Regions from separate parts of the Homo sapiens genome. Here all the other regions are linked to region 3. The links are chromatin loops, found by intact Hi-C in ENCODE. Cell type or tissue: IMR-90. All regions are shown on one strand. Region 1 overlaps CEP120 (centrosomal protein 120). Region 2 holds the start of PRDM6-AS1 (PRDM6 antisense RNA 1). Region 3 overlaps PRDM6 (PR/SET domain 6).

Evidence for each region. A loop is a pair of places that touch in the nucleus more often than their neighbours do. Peaks named below come from ENCODE experiments on the same cell type or tissue, not always from the same donor. Only the 100,000 strongest peaks of a DNase experiment are listed, where the experiment ranks them.
Region 1: it touches region 3 in a loop (8-fold over the local background); 3 of 110 quality-filtered maps call a loop at or near these places.
Region 2: it touches region 3 in a loop (4-fold over the local background); 9 of 110 quality-filtered maps call a loop at or near these places.

What each region holds. Positions count from the first base shown.
Region 1 is chr5:123,343,085-123,348,084 of GRCh38, forward strand. It overlaps CEP120 (centrosomal protein 120), which reads right to left. Exons shown (of 20, transcript NM_001375405.1): 20 at 1,808-3,669. The coding sequence ends at 3,435. Among named protein-coding and RNA genes, the nearest start is that of CEP120, 78 kb to the right of the region's middle. In IMR-90, a CTCF peak has its summit at 1,941; no DNase peak of the experiment used is centred here.
Region 2 is chr5:123,090,147-123,095,146 of GRCh38, forward strand. PRDM6 (PR/SET domain 6) reads left to right here. Exons shown (of 8, transcript NM_001136239.4): 2 at 1-460. It overlaps PRDM6-AS1 (PRDM6 antisense RNA 1), which reads right to left and starts at 170. Exons shown (of 2, transcript NR_146771.1): 1 at 1-170. In IMR-90, no CTCF peak of the experiment used is centred here; no DNase peak of the experiment used is centred here; H3K4me3 peaks cover 545 bases; H3K27ac peaks cover 1,975 bases; H3K27me3 peaks cover 3,892 bases.
Region 3 is chr5:123,155,378-123,160,377 of GRCh38, forward strand. It overlaps PRDM6 (PR/SET domain 6), which reads left to right. Exons shown (of 8, transcript NM_001136239.4): 4 at 507-634; 5 at 4,137-4,261. Among named protein-coding and RNA genes, the nearest start is that of PRDM6-AS1, 68 kb to the left of the region's middle. RefSeq lists a silencer at 2,531-2,750. In IMR-90, a CTCF peak has its summit at 3,081; DNase peaks (open chromatin) are centred at 1,714, 2,544 and 3,004; H3K27ac peaks cover 157 bases; H3K27me3 peaks cover 838 bases.

The DNA.
Region 1 (5,000 bases), 190 kb after region 3:
TTCCCCTAGTTCCTTCCAGCCCCTGGAAACCGCTAGTCTACTTTCTGCATCTATGAATTTAAAGCAAACTTTTATTATTATTTTTTTTAAGCAAAAAACAATCCAACAAACAGAACTCCTCCACTTCTATAGGGCATGGGCAGTCAGACAACAAGTTCATAAACCTGTCAGTGAGGCCATGGAGGCCTACTTTCCCCTGCATTTCAGCCGTCAAATTTTTTACATCTATTTTGACAGGTAGACCATACACAATCTTTTCATTTCTTTATGAATTTAGCGAATATTATCTGAGTGCCTACTTATGGCCGGTACTCTTTTAATTCTGGAAGAAACTAAGATAGACCTGGTCGCTGCCCTCGCAGCCCTCACATTCTGGTTAACACTGCTTCACTTTATCTCCAAACTCTGTAAAGCATGGAAGAGTGTGCAATTTTGATGAGATACCAATGATATGACACAAGCCTTGTGTCAATAACCCATTTTCAGCATCAGAATTGCTAGAACATTATCTACTTTTCACTATTATTTTTGGTCAGTGCTTTACAGGTGATAGATACAAGAAGAGTTGAACTCTATTCCCAATGGATGATGAATATTATGATGAATATTATGCCCTTATGTTGGCCTTCTGGATCTCTGTATCATTTAATTCAATATCTGACAAAACATATAGAAACTAGTGATAGAAAAAGATATGCTTTAGGTTTTCTAATATTTTCTATTTTAAATATCCAATTTGGGATTCCATTTATATGAAATGCCCAGAATAGGCAAATCCAAAGGGACCAAAAGATTAGTAGTTAGGGGCTGGGATAGAAGAGAATGAGGAGTGACTGCTAATGGGTACAGGAGTTTCTTTTTGGGGTGATAAAAATGTCTTAAATAGTGGTGGTGGTTGTACAGCCTTGTGACTGTATCAAACACTGAATTTTATACTTTAAAATGGTGATTTTACGTTGTGTGAATTATATCAATTATTTTAATAAAAAATTTAGGTATTCAATAAAGCTAGACACAATGGTATTAGTGAGAACACATCTTTTAAGTCCATATATAGCTACCAGAGGGCCCTTCCTATGGACTGTAAAAAACAGGTCGGTCCATTCTGAAGTGGCTGCAAACAAGCAGTATATACTGGGACAATCTGTGAATTCAGATTCAGGCTGGGCAGCATCTGGACAGGAAGTAGAGGAGAAAATCATCTGGTCAGACAAGACTGTCTCCCCATCAGCAGAGGCCCTAATACGTCCTTAAATCACACTCAAACCCCCACATCTGCTTGAAGCAACAGGAATTCGGGTCCAGATAGAAATTACTAGGATTTATCTGCAAGGGAACTCCTATGTTTATACAGACATGGTATTAGATATACCTGGTAGATTACACACCCCTCCTATGCAGTACATGCCCGCATTAAACATGGAAACTAGACTTTCTCCATGAAAAACCACAGAAATTTTAAAGGTAAATCTGATTTTACCCTAAAATATTTGATATTTTCCTGTTACTAGGAAACTTATTCACCCACCCATGCCTGCACCCACTCACTGATTTATCTACTGTGGTCATACTCATTAACTCCTAGGCAAAATCAGTGTAAAAACATTCGATGCCACTTACAAATGGAATGGGTATTGCTAAAAGGACTACAAAACAGTGTTAATATTTCAGACTCCCCTAGTTGTAAGACAAAAAATAGTATGTAAACACTTGAGAAAAAAAGACAGTCATTTGAAATAGGAAAACCCGAACACTATGCCCACTCTGTTTAGAAACAGAAGTAACAGGCTGCTCAAGAACTCAGAGATGCACACAATTATGATTTTATTTGTTAAGTTACAATAGCCAAAAGAGCTTTACAAAAGGCAAAATAAACTACACATCCATTTTAGAAAAGTCCTTTTTATTTCTTTAAATCAGAGGCCCCCTCTAGCGTTTGAAAGCAGTCACAGGCAACACACAATGCAATTGAAAGTAAACAGTCACAGCATTTTACCGCAGACCTTCCAAAACATAAGGCTTGCTTCTGTTCCATTCAAGTGGCACAAAAATCAATGAGAGAAAAATAGCTAACCATAATTAATATTGCAAATTCCTGCTATGATTCAGATTCATTATCCTCTCATTCAGTAATTTCTTTATTATTTACTGCTGGGTTATTTTTTACTAGATTAATACTCTGTTAATAAGGAAAAAATATATAATAAATATAGGGACTTTAATTTCCCTAATAAGAAATATACCTCATTTGAAATGACCGAAAATTAATGTTACCATATATCCTACTCTGCTTTGATGGAAGTTATTGGTAACTTCCTAAAGTATATACTTAATTTTAACTTTATTATATTTGGAAATCAGAACTTTTTAAAGTACATATATTTTGAAATTCAACCTAATCTGTGACTTTGCTAAAACTTTTTCAGTACTCAGTAAAAGGAGGTGGGAAACGTTGCTTTGAGGACAAATGTTGGCTCTGAAGAATATGATATAAAGGAACTCTTAAGAGTTTTTATACAGACAGGGCACTGCATAAATCCAATGAGTGAATCTCGTGCGCTTTTGAAAACGATTGATTGAAATTAGCGGGAGTAAAAAATAGTTGATTTTCACTCTATTTTTTCAGCTAATGTCTTTATGTGTCTGTTTCCATGTTCTATTACAGAGGGTTTAAGCTGACAGCTAGTATTACTATAACTGGAAAATAAAAAGAAATCTCTAATTTTAACAAAAGAAAACAATGCAAACTTGAGGAAGAAACCAACAGAGAAAACTATATTAAGCTAATACTTCATGTTCTTAAAAGTTATAAATACACTGAAAATTTGAAAATTCAATAGCTCTTGAAACAAATTTAATCTGTATTAACTTTATTTAAATAAATGACCAATCTGTCACCCAACATGTCATGTGGCTTCTCTGCACTGATCTTGCTTTGTTTTCAAACTTGTCACTTGCAAATATTATAAGAAAAAAAGGTCATCTAAAATGAGTTAAACTGGTTACAATTGGTCTCAACTTTTAAGAATTTACATTCAAATGGAATAGGACGCAGCGTTTTTAAAGTGCAAGATATACTCTTTTGGCTCAACATGAAACATTATAGAACTGGAAATTACCGCAGTCATTTCTCCTACAACAAACTTAGTTAAAAGCTGTTTTGAAAGTTAGTTAGCCATCAGATTATAAACTATGAAAAACACTGAAAAGTCATTTAAAATGAGTATATAAATGCAAATTACAAATAAAACCAGTGTGGGAGAGGTAGCATAAAGTAAATAAGATCAAATAAATACTATACAATAACATACAAAATTTTGCTTATAAAAAATTGAAAATACCATTTTAAAACATCCATTTTCCTCACTTTTGAGGTTTTTACAAAGAAATTAAAATTTAGACTTAGAGTCTCTATAAAGCTTTTCCAAATGTTATTAATTACTGGCATTGCTTTTTGCCAAAATCTCTCTGATCTGTCGGTCGAGTTCACTTATTATTCGATCCTCGTGATTATACACACCCGTTCTCATCAAAGTATCCCTTTCTTCTATCAGGCGAGTCAAATAATCATCCAAACCTTCTTCCAATACACTGCCATGGGGGCCATCCTTTTTTCCACTTGCAATCTCTGTGGAATCCTGGTATTGTTTTTGCTCTTGTTGCCTTAACCTGAGAAGTCAAGAACAAATGCCACTGTAGCAACTGTGTTGGTTTTCTTAATGTCACTATTTAAAAACAAAATGATTCAATGGTAAGACAAGGTTTTAGTAATATTTTCAGGAAGAAAACAAACCAAAAAAAACCAGTGTTCCACTTGGCTAGTCAGAGTCTGCACATTTATAAAAGGCAACTTTAAAAACAATACTTGTTTTTCTAATTACAAATACATGAAAACTAGATATTTTGGAGCTGTGACAAAATACATGAAAACTAGATATTTTGGAGCTGTGTAAAGACAATAAAAATCATCTGTAATGTGATCCCAATTTGAGTAATATTTTTCTGTATTTTCAAGTTTAAAAAATGCATATATGTACTTAAAATATGTATTTTTTGAAAAACTTGATACTACATATGCAATTCTGTATACTACTTTTCTCATTTATATAGAGATTTTTTAATATCATTAAATGTTCCTCTAAATTGTTTTATAATATTCCATCATTTGGGGTATCATCATTTAGTCATCCTTTATTATTGGTCTTTAGGTTGCTCCTAAACCTTTGTTGTTGTATTGAACATATTTTTAAAAATTCATTCAACAAACATTTATTTGTGCCAAACACGTTTTGGGGATAGTGCAGTGAACCAAGAAAAAAATTCCCTACTATTATGGAGTTGAGTTGTATCTCTATTTGTAGAAAGTGAAATTCTTTACATATGCCTAGTTCAAAGGGCATATGCATGTTAAGGTTTTGTATGGATATCTTCAAGTTATGTTTGTTATAATCTCATTTGGGGATAAGAAAAGGAGAGTAGATGCTGACCTGCGATTTGGGTATTTCCAATAGAATACTGTTGATCAAACTGTCTTGAAACTGGAGCAGTAATAATAATACTTAGTATATTTTGTTTGTTTGAGACAAGGTCTCACTCTGTCGCCCAGGCTGGAGTGCAGTGGTGTGATCACAACTCACTGCAGCCTCGACCTCCTGGGCTCAATGGATCTGCCCACCTCAGCCTCTCGAGTAGCTGGGACTATAGGCCATGCCACCACACCCGGCTAAATTTTGTATATATATATTGTTTTTAGAGACGACATTTCATTATGTTTTCCAGGCTGGTCTCAAACTCCCTCACTCTCTTAACCACTTCTTGGATGGCATGATATATTGCCCCTTACTGTCCTGGTCACATGCCATTGGAAGCTCTCTAGGTAGCTGATTTCCCTTAAAGTGTGTTGCACAGTGGTAAGAACACCCCAGAGGTGATTTACCAGTACTGAATACTGAACACTACTTCCATGAACGTCCCTAACTGCACTGACTCTTCGGTAGCCA
Region 2 (5,000 bases), 65 kb before region 3:
AGCGCGCCGCAGCCTCTTCAGCCGCCGCCGCCGCCCCCGCCCCCGGAGCGCGCTGAGCCTCCGCCGGACAGCCTGCGCCCGCGGCCCGCCTCTCTCTCCTCCGCCTCGTCCACGCCGGCTTCCTCTTCCACCTCCGCCTCCTCCGCCTCCTCCTGCGCTGCTGCGGCCGCTGCCGCCGCGCTGGCTGGTCTCTCGGCCCTGCCGGTGTCGCAGCTGCCGGTGTTCGCGCCTCTAGCCGCCGCTGCCGTCGCCGCCGAGCCGCTGCCCCCCAAGGAACTGTGCCTCGGCGCCACCTCCGGCCCCGGGCCCGTCAAGTGCGGTGGTGGTGGCGGCGGCGGCGGGGAGGGTCGCGGCGCCCCGCGCTTCCGCTGCAGCGCAGAGGAGCTGGACTATTACCTGTATGGCCAGCAGCGCATGGAGATCATCCCGCTCAACCAGCACACCAGCGACCCCAACAACCGTACGTAGCCGCAGCCCGCGCGCTCTCTCCCGGGGCGCCGGCGCCGGCGCCGGCGGGCGCGGGTGCCTGTCAGGGAGGCGGGTCGGATAGGAGTGACACGGGGCCGGGTGGGTGGGGAGCACCTGGTCCTGGCCGCTGGCCCGCGCCTCCCCGATCTCTGTGACAAAAGTTTTCTGGCGTTGGAGAAGGAAAGAGAACGGATGGGACGGCCGGTGGCACTTTGGGGTTCCCTCTCCCTCCCTCTCCTCACCTGCTTCACAGTCCCAAGTGTTTGGGGCCGGAGTCTACCGTGGACCCGGCCTAACAGACCTCTGCCCTCCCGCCGGACAGTGCCCGGGGCCAGGCGGGTACTGGCAGCGTGTGACAGGGGGTGTCTGGGTCAGGCCCTGCCTGGCCTTAGCCGGGACGAGGGAGGGACCCTCAGCGTCTCTGGGGAGCACGCAGACCAGGGCTTGTTTTTGCTACTCTCCACCCCACCTCTGGAGGGGTCATTTTCGGGCCGCGGGGTTGTGGGGGAACCGGCGGGAGCTGTTCGCTGGCCAGGCCTCACTGGAGTAGGAATTTTAGATGAAACTGAGTCCGTTTCTCCTTGAAGGCAGGCAGTATTCTTAGATCTACTATTCATTTAAAAAGAAGGAAAAGAAAAAAAAATGACTGCTACTTACTGAGAAGAAAATTTCTGTTCTCCTCCGATTCCGCTGATCCCGCTTTATCCGCGCACCTTTGACCCCGCAAACATTCATAACCCATGTTGGTTTATGTATTTATTTTTAGAAATTAGGGTGACTGTAATTTAGTAAAAGACGCTTACTCCCCTCTTCCTCCAAGTTAATAGCAAATGCCTAACTAAACATCAGAATTCCTGTAGCTTCGGTTTCTATATTCACAATTTGAAACGCTTATCACAAGTACAGTTCCATTTGGCGGTTTTGAAGCAAAACTCTAAATGAAGATCAAGCAATATGTACTGCTTTATACCTGCTTCTTTTTGATAATTTCAGAAGTTATACTGTGTTTACACCTATACTGTGTTGGGAGTGTTAAACGTGCTCCCAGAGACTTCTGGAGATAACATTAAAGTGTGTTAAGAGCGTCAGATTGAAAGCAATACAGGATTTGAAAGATCAGCATTCATTCAGCTATTTTCTTCATCTCATTCCTTCGTCTGGCTTCTGTATGAGTAAAGTTAATTTAAAACATTTATTTTTATTCAATTTTGAATAAGTTGCTTCTTGCAAAATGTCTACCGCTCTGTGAACTTCTTAATTCGTTGTAAAAGCAAAATAAGTTCAGTTATAGCTCTTTAAAGGATTCCCTAAGTCGTTGATTTGATGAAAAAAAAAACACTGGGCAACTGCCTCGTGGTTGAGGTCTATGAATATTTTCATTATGTTGGACATAGCTGTGATGGAGATAATAATTACCAACAGAAAGAGCAATCGTATTTACTTTTTTCTTTATGAAGTTTGAGAGTAAAGCACTGGCTTAAAATAGTGGTTTCAACTCTAATTTTGCTGTGCAGTTGAGAAGACTTGTATTTCAGAGTTTCAGAAAGTTTTACAACATTATACTCTCCCAACAGATTTCAAAAAATACTTATCTCCTACTGAATTTCTTGAATGTGTGTTTTTGAAGCAAGTATTTTAAATTATGAAATAAAAAGATTTTTAAACTGCCTTGGAAAAGGTATGTCTTACTGCTAAGTGAAATATAGCCATTGCAGGCTGAGAATGCTTCATCAATCTTGCAATTTCACTTCTGAATTAAATATATGCTAGAGAAGTCACCAGCAGTACACCCCAAATCCCTGGCTGTGTGCTGAGCTCCTGTACTGTTTACAATGCAGTCTGGAAAATTAATACGTTTTCACCAGAGAAAACAGACTAATTCGAGAAAGAATTAGGATAGATTCCTAATTAATATATGGGTATTGAACCAGTTTATTGCCTGGGTAACTTTTTTCTCTGGTTGGAGAAAATAAATTACAATTTTATTTAAATAATTTATATTGTGTTAATCTTCTGGTATCTCCTTTTGAGCCAACTGGATTGTTTCAGTGTTTGAAGTGCAGGGGAAAAGACAGAAGGGAAAGAAAATTAGATTGTCCTATTAGAGTTACACCCCACGTTGCTCACTAATTAAAGGGCAATTGAGAAAGAAAATAGAAAGCTGAGATAGCGCTGTGTAATGCTGGGAGACGAGATCTCCCATTCTTCCAGGAACTTCTCTGGACAAGCAAGCTTAGGCACTCATTTGAAGCCATGGGATGTACTTTTACAAAGATGAAACGTGATTGAGTTTAATCTAAGTAGGGGCTTAAAACAAGTCAGAAATGCAAATAGTGGGAAACTCGTTTCCTTTGGCAGGGGAAGTTGGCATAATGGTTATTGAAAGGCTGTGAAAAACAGAAGCTTCTCCTCATTCTCGAGTTGTATGTGAGTGGAGGTGGAGTGAAAGGAAGGGTGGAGGCAGAGGGAAGCTCCTATTAATTTATCATGTATAGATTTCCCTAGTTTTTCTTTTAGTTTTTTTACCATCTCCCTCTAAAAGAATTCTGTGAAGTGACCACTTAGCATTGCTTCATTTTGTCACTTCGTACTTAAAAGGATAGGTATTGAGTTGTTTTCTCTTTTTCTCACAAGGCGAAATAAAAAGGGCGGGATGCGGGGGTGCCTCCTTACTTCTCCCTTCCCTTTAGCAAAGTAACTTTTTGCCTAGGATCAGCAATACATATCATTGCTCTGTAAGAAAAGAACTTAGGAACACTAGTTTCACCTTGAAACTTTATTGGCATCTATGGTAAATGTCACAGTGATGGGGCTTGTAGCTCTCTTTCGTTCTAAAAGATTTTAAAACAGCAGAAACTGCAAGCTACCCGGGTGAGCTTTTCCAGTATGTTCCTAACTCCGTATCAGTTTACCCTGTGACTGAAGTACAGTTTCCACCGAAGCTCTGAATGCTTTGCTGTTGCTGCTGCTGCCGCCTTCTCTTAAAAATCAAGTGGTGCCTCCTGCGATATAAATGGGGGATGGGGCCCTTCCTTCCCCGTCTAATATTACTGCCCTCATTTGCTGCTGGGCTGCCTGAAGCCATTGATTTAGTCAGGCTCCATCGGAGTGGCCTCTTCCCGGGTTCTGGGAGCTGGTGCGTTGCCTGCTCTTGAAAAGTAGAGAGAGACAGTCACAGGGCGCGCCTGGCGTTTCTGAGTAGCATCCCGGCTGTTCTCTCAGCACAGCCCATTAGTTTTTCAGGCCTTTTTTGTAAAGATGTGCTTCCCTAGGACCTGGGAGGGAGGCGGGAACTGAGCCACTTTGGGTGTCTCGGGGGAGAGTTGGACCACTTTGCAAATTCCCCAGTTGGGGGAGGGGTCTCTGTCCCCTCCCGATTTACTGGAACCCTCCTGCGCAGGGAACAGGCTGGAAACAGCGCCGGTGTGTGCATGGGTGTGGGAGCGGGGCTTGAGGCTTCCTTGTTGGGAACACCAGGCTTTCCAAGGGTTTAGGGAGAGGGGCTGGGGAGAGAAAAGGGAGTCTGGGCCTAACACTGGTTTGTCCGGTTGCTTGCTAAGGGGTCAAGGAAAGAGACAAAGGAGGGCGAGTGTTTTCTGACCTTCCCTAATCCCTTCCCACCCAGGTGGAAAACGCAGGTCCTGTTTGGGCAACTTCGAGCCCAGTGGCACACCAGCAGGCTTTTTGTGCAACCGAGGAACATCCACTGCGCCCCTTCTGCCCTGCGCCTCCTCTGTCAAAGACCAGCGAGCGCCTTAGATTGCAGACCTGGTCCGGGTGGGAGGGAGCTTTGGCTTCAGTGCGTGGGCTTTTGTGTTTCTCTCTCTCTCTCTCTCTCTCTCTCGCGTGTGTGCAAGCCCAGCCTCATCCCATAACACACATGATTTAGCTATTTTACATCTTTCGTTATCTAGCGCCCTGAAACCGAACATACAGCCATATATTAGATTGAGGTTAGAAGAGGTGGCGACTGTTTATTCAAGGTGATAAAATGGTCCATCAGCAGTAATCTCCATCGATATGTGCCACCAGGAGATGAAGGATGAGGGGACAAGCCACAATTAATTGCCCTATAGTTTTGTAGGAGAGAGTGGAGCCAGCCCAGACCCGCTTCGATCTCCTCTCGCGGCTCCTATTCATCATCTCCGCATTGTATATGGCAGCCTCGCAGGGGCAGGGGCCGGCGAGGTTTATCTCTGCGCAATATTCTCTCACCCTCACAAACTGGCGCTCCCATTTAATTTATTAATACAGTCATCGGAAGACAAATAAGACCCACATTTTCTCCCTCCCACCTTCTTGCTCTCTTCTTTTTGTCTCTCCCTCTTGGTCCCAGGGTCAAGCCCGCAGCCAGGCAGGGCAGAGAACGCCCAGAGCTTTTGCGATTCGCGGGGAGCTTTAAACTCGCGTAGAGGGAGAGTTCCTGAGAGAATTCCCAGGAGCTGGGCCGCCCCGCAGGGTCGAGACTGAAATCAATTGGCTCCCCTTCCGGCGGCCAGGCAAACCTGCCTCGCCTCTGGATCTGCTTCTAG
Region 3 (5,000 bases):
CTGTTTTGCCAGTTCTTTACGGCTCCATAACTCTCCAACTGCCTTCTGCTGGGTGTCGCCCAGCCTGTTGAACAGACAGTTACTGCCTCCCGAATGCCTCTGGGCAGTTGTGTGTTTGAGACTGGGGGGCCTCGAATGTGGATGTTCCAACAATGTCAGTGCGGCCTCTCCTTTCAGCTTGCTTTGTTTATCCAGCAGCTCATTATTTAAGACTAGCCTGTCAAAATAAGTTAAATATTCTTTGGGAAATATGGTCACATCCGTGAGATACCACAAATATGTTTAATACAGAGAAGATTGGCTTGATAAGAAAAACATGATCGACTTGCATCATCAAAACATATTTTCCTGTTATTCCGGTTGAGTTGTCCACAAGCATCAATAAGCACTAGCAAACCTAAGGGCAATAAATTTCTGCAGCTGACACATAAAGACACCAAGGGAAGTAGGGAAAATGATTGCTGATGATTCGTTCTAACTACTTGACCTTCTGACCTCTTCTCCAGATATATGACCAGGATGGGACACTACAGCACTTTATTGATGGTGGGGAACCTAGTAAGTCGAGCTGGATGAGGTATATCCGATGTGCAAGGCACTGCGGAGAACAGAATCTAACAGTAGTTCAGTACAGGTAAAGTATATCTTGATTTACCACCTACAGAGCTGAAGCCATTTGGCTTGCATATACAAATTCAGGCTTGCCACTGGTGGGTAAAAAAAATCCTGCAGAACTCTGCAAGGACTGGCAGACATTTTTTTTTTTTGCTAGGTTTCTGAAACCTCCTTAGTTCCTATGACAGTAAGAGCATTCATGAACATTTAGGATTAAAAGTGCTCGTAGATGGCCTCCTTCACTCCGTGCACATGGTGAAGTTACTCCCACATCATTAGAACTTCCAGAATGGTCTGAATGAGCCCAGCAAACCCACTGACTTGGGGTGCTTTTCCCAAGCAGTCGTCTTCACACAGATAAGTAGAAGGTCAGAGATTCAGCCTCAGGTCTCTTGCTTTCAGTCTCCTTCATGCTGTCTCCTTTGAGGAATAGCTTTATTTGCACAACAGCATGGGAAACCAAGAACTCGCTACCTTCCCAAGGATACCTTTCCAAAACCGTTAGACTTAGTGGCAGTGACAGAGCCAGGGTAACTCTCCTGCTCCGTCTAAAGGTGGCAGTGGGTTTGGCCCTTTGATGATTCAGGATTTGTTTCAGTTGATGAGGCAGTTTCCGGGCATAGAGAAGCCCCTGGTTTCCTGAAAGGTATGGGCAAAACACAGAGGATAACAAAGGCAGGGTGGAGCCATCCCCATTTCCCTTAGGGGGTCCACATAGGGAGGCCTCTGGGGAGCTGAGAAGCAGGGTGGATTCCCCGGACACTCAGCCAGTTCTTCTCAGTGCACCTGCTGGTGAAGCATTTCCACTTAGTGCTAAGGAAGGCTGGAGTGGAGATGAGAGGGCAAAAACAAATCAAATAGGAAAAAAGCCCCACCACTAAGCCTTCTTCTCTCAAAATCCCTCGAAAACGTGTGCTATATAAATATATGACCTCAGTTATAAACAGCCGTGTTCTCTTTAGAATCAGAAGCAACTGTTTAGCTTTATTAGGCACCACAGACACATCAAAGCAGAGGGCTCTGTGCTCAGCAACTTGGAGTCCTGCCTATGGCTATTTATTTTCCTTTCCTTTTTTTTTTTTTTTAAACGAAGCTTAAGTTTTTTCTTTTTAACTTTCTTCCCCTTGTTGGTTAAAGGCTGCACAAATTTGGCTTGCTCTCTGAGGTCTTCAATTAAAAAAAATGTGGGCAGTATGTGACTCACCGCCTTGGTTTTCAGTGCAGTTTTATTTCATTAAATAACAGTTTAAATGAAGTAGCACAAGACAGTATTTCATTACACTGCTGTATGTGGGCTTTATTCACCTTTATTACAGCTGCATTTCTGTTGTGAGGTTTTTTATAAAACTCTGAGCTAGAAAATTAGTGAAGATTGTACTTGTCCACTTAGTAAGAGATAGTTTGGTTCTGTAATGGGTACCCAGGGAGCTATAGAGGCAAATTCTGAATTTGGGAAAACAAGAACCCCCTAAGAGGAAGGTGGGCACGGGTAAGTCATTGCCTATCTGTCAATATTAAGTGGGTTTTTTACAACTCCCCCTTTCATGACGGCGCTTACACTATGAGCTCTCTCTGCCGATCTGTTTTCGATTACTTCAGATCTTTACAAAATGAAATACAAAAGCCCAATTTTAAAAACTGGCATTCATCACCAGTGACCACGTCCAAGAGTAAGAAAATAGAAAAGTTGGACCCTGAAGAGCCAGGCTAATTTTTATTGTACATGAATGTCCTCTTCACAAAAAGTCAGCTGGTTTAAATTCATTCTGTTATGATTTGTAATATCTAAATGGAATTTTCTTCAAAGCACACTTGATTGATTGACCCTTAGCTGAACGTTTTGTTTTTATTTTGAGGCTGACAATAATGTTTATTGGCATGTGTTCCACTTCAACTGCGTTGGGACGCCATGAAGCTATCTTTATGAGTCATCCAACCACAATACTAAATACATGTCAGCAAAGGAAATATTATCTGAAAAGGGAAAAATCCCTTTGATGTGCTTCAACATGCAGAGATTTCTGCGAGTTTTGGAAGCTCTGCCCACTTGTAAGGAATGGTGTACGCTTACACATTTTTTTCCGCCTTTCGGCCTATTCGGTGCCTCAGAAGACCACCCATTGCTCGAAAACAGTTCTGCTCTTTCAGCAGCAAAGTGTGTCATTTGGTTTTAGCACATTCATTTGCTGGGCGCAGTGTTTATATTAAGGGAAGCCAAACCGAGAGATGAAATGTTGCAAGGGTGAAGTACAAAGTAGACTCAATTTTTCTCAAGTTAGAAGATGCCAGTGATTTATAGCTCAGCTCCAATTTTGATTTTTTTATGTAGCAGTGGAAAGAATTAATAAAATGCAGAGCTCTTGGAGATGCAGAGGGAGGAAGGGTAGCAAGAGCTAGGCAACTGGCTGGAGTTTTTGTCAGATATTCATAGAATGTTGGGAAAAACATTCTGCTTAGCTAGCAGTGCCCTCATGAGACAGAATGGCAGCAAGTAAGGAAAATAACAAGATAAATGAAATTTTTGCAGCTGCAAGTACAATATTGAGAATCTGCACTTTTTTATTGATCTTTATGATCCTATTGCCAAGAGCCACTTTGTGGTGACAAAATATGTTGACAAGTGCATATCTCACTGCCATGAAAAATGTGGAGAAGCATTCGCCTTATGTCTGCAGTGTTATACAAGGAACAAATTGCCCTGCTACAGCCAATTCCTTACAGAAAGGAGAAATTTAAGGCCCACCAACCCTACACACTTTTATCTTGAACTTGAGGTTCATATTTGTAATAGCAGTTCTTCATTGAGAAAACCAGTCTCAGTCTCCTCATTTTTTTAATCTGTAGGTTTTTTTTTTACAGTACCAAAGCTATTATAAAAAATGTTCATTTTTCAGTACCTTCACTGTATCGTTTCAGAGTGTAATCTTTCAGCCAGAGTAAAGTGCTCCTCTTGTATTTATTGAATTTCCATCCATTTCACATCAGAGGGTTTTTCTCTTCTCCTGTATCAAACTTTAGAAGAGCAGTGGAGAAGATTTTTATTTCCCTGAGTCCTTATATCACAAAGCTGCTTAATTTTATTACAAATTTTGGAATTCCCAATGCCAAGTTGCAATAATACATTTAATGCTTTTCCTTCAAATAAGAAATCAATAGTATTTATATATGAGGTTGGGGCACCAGTGTCTTTGCAATTTTCCAGGAGGGAATTTTCTCATTAGTGTGAGATGAAATTTTTTTAAAATTAATTCTTCCTTTCTGATGTCTCCTGGGCTAAATATCTGTCTCTTCAGCCAGTTCATTCTAGGGAGGGTCATTGTGGAAATAAATTGAATGCTGTTTATCACACTGAGTTACAGACTCTAATTGGTTGCTGGGGACAATCAGTTGGATGTAAATTTATTACAAACAGAAACTGTTTAGATGGAGCTGCGTAGAACTTTTTCAGGGCAATAAAAATATGGATGGGGGCACATGAGTCCTATGTATTACTAAGCTGGGTTTTCTTTTGTTTTGAATAGGTCGAATATATTCTACCGAGCCTGTATAGATATCCCTAGGGGCACCGAGCTTCTGGTGTGGTACAATGACAGCTATACGTCTTTCTTTGGGATCCCCTTACAATGCATTGCCCAGGATGAAAACTGTAAGAATTTATTTTAGCTCTGAATTCACATTTCAATATACCTATTTCAAAGCTAACTTTTTAAGAGCTTTTTTTGAAACTCATGAAACGTGGTTCACTGTAATAAGTAACACAAACATATACAAGTCTATTCCATCGTTTTCTTTTCCCTGCATGTCATCTGCTTTCTCTAGGGCATCTTAACCTGTATGGGCCAGTCCTTCACTTATCAACAACTTCAAAGCCTTTGCCAGAATTTTAAATAATAGTTGAAGCAAGTTAAGTCAGCTGGTATTCACTGAGTACCTACTATGTGTCTGGTTCTATGCTTGCCACCTTAGGGATTACAAGAGCAGTGTAAGATTCACCTTCTGCTCTGAAGGGATGTACAGTCCTGTGGGAGCCACACTGTATGCAAAAATGAAGTAATAAGAAAGCAATGACATTTAATCAGGGGTAACACCCCTTTAGTTGATTGGGTGTGCTTCCTCCTACATAGTCATTTGCATGAGAAATAATATTTAAAATGGTAGATATGTGACTGAGGAATTTGTGTCTTTCTAAATTTTTTGTCTAAAACCATGTCTGGAAACATGTAATTTTCTCCTATCTTTATTACCGTGCCAACCATTATCTTTAAAAGAATTAACATCTAGGCAAATGTGAACTTGCAGCAACTTTCATGTAAACTTTATATTTCTGCTCTATCAGTTATTTGAAAAGTATTTTAAAGTGATTTCGTATTTGGAACAGAATTAGG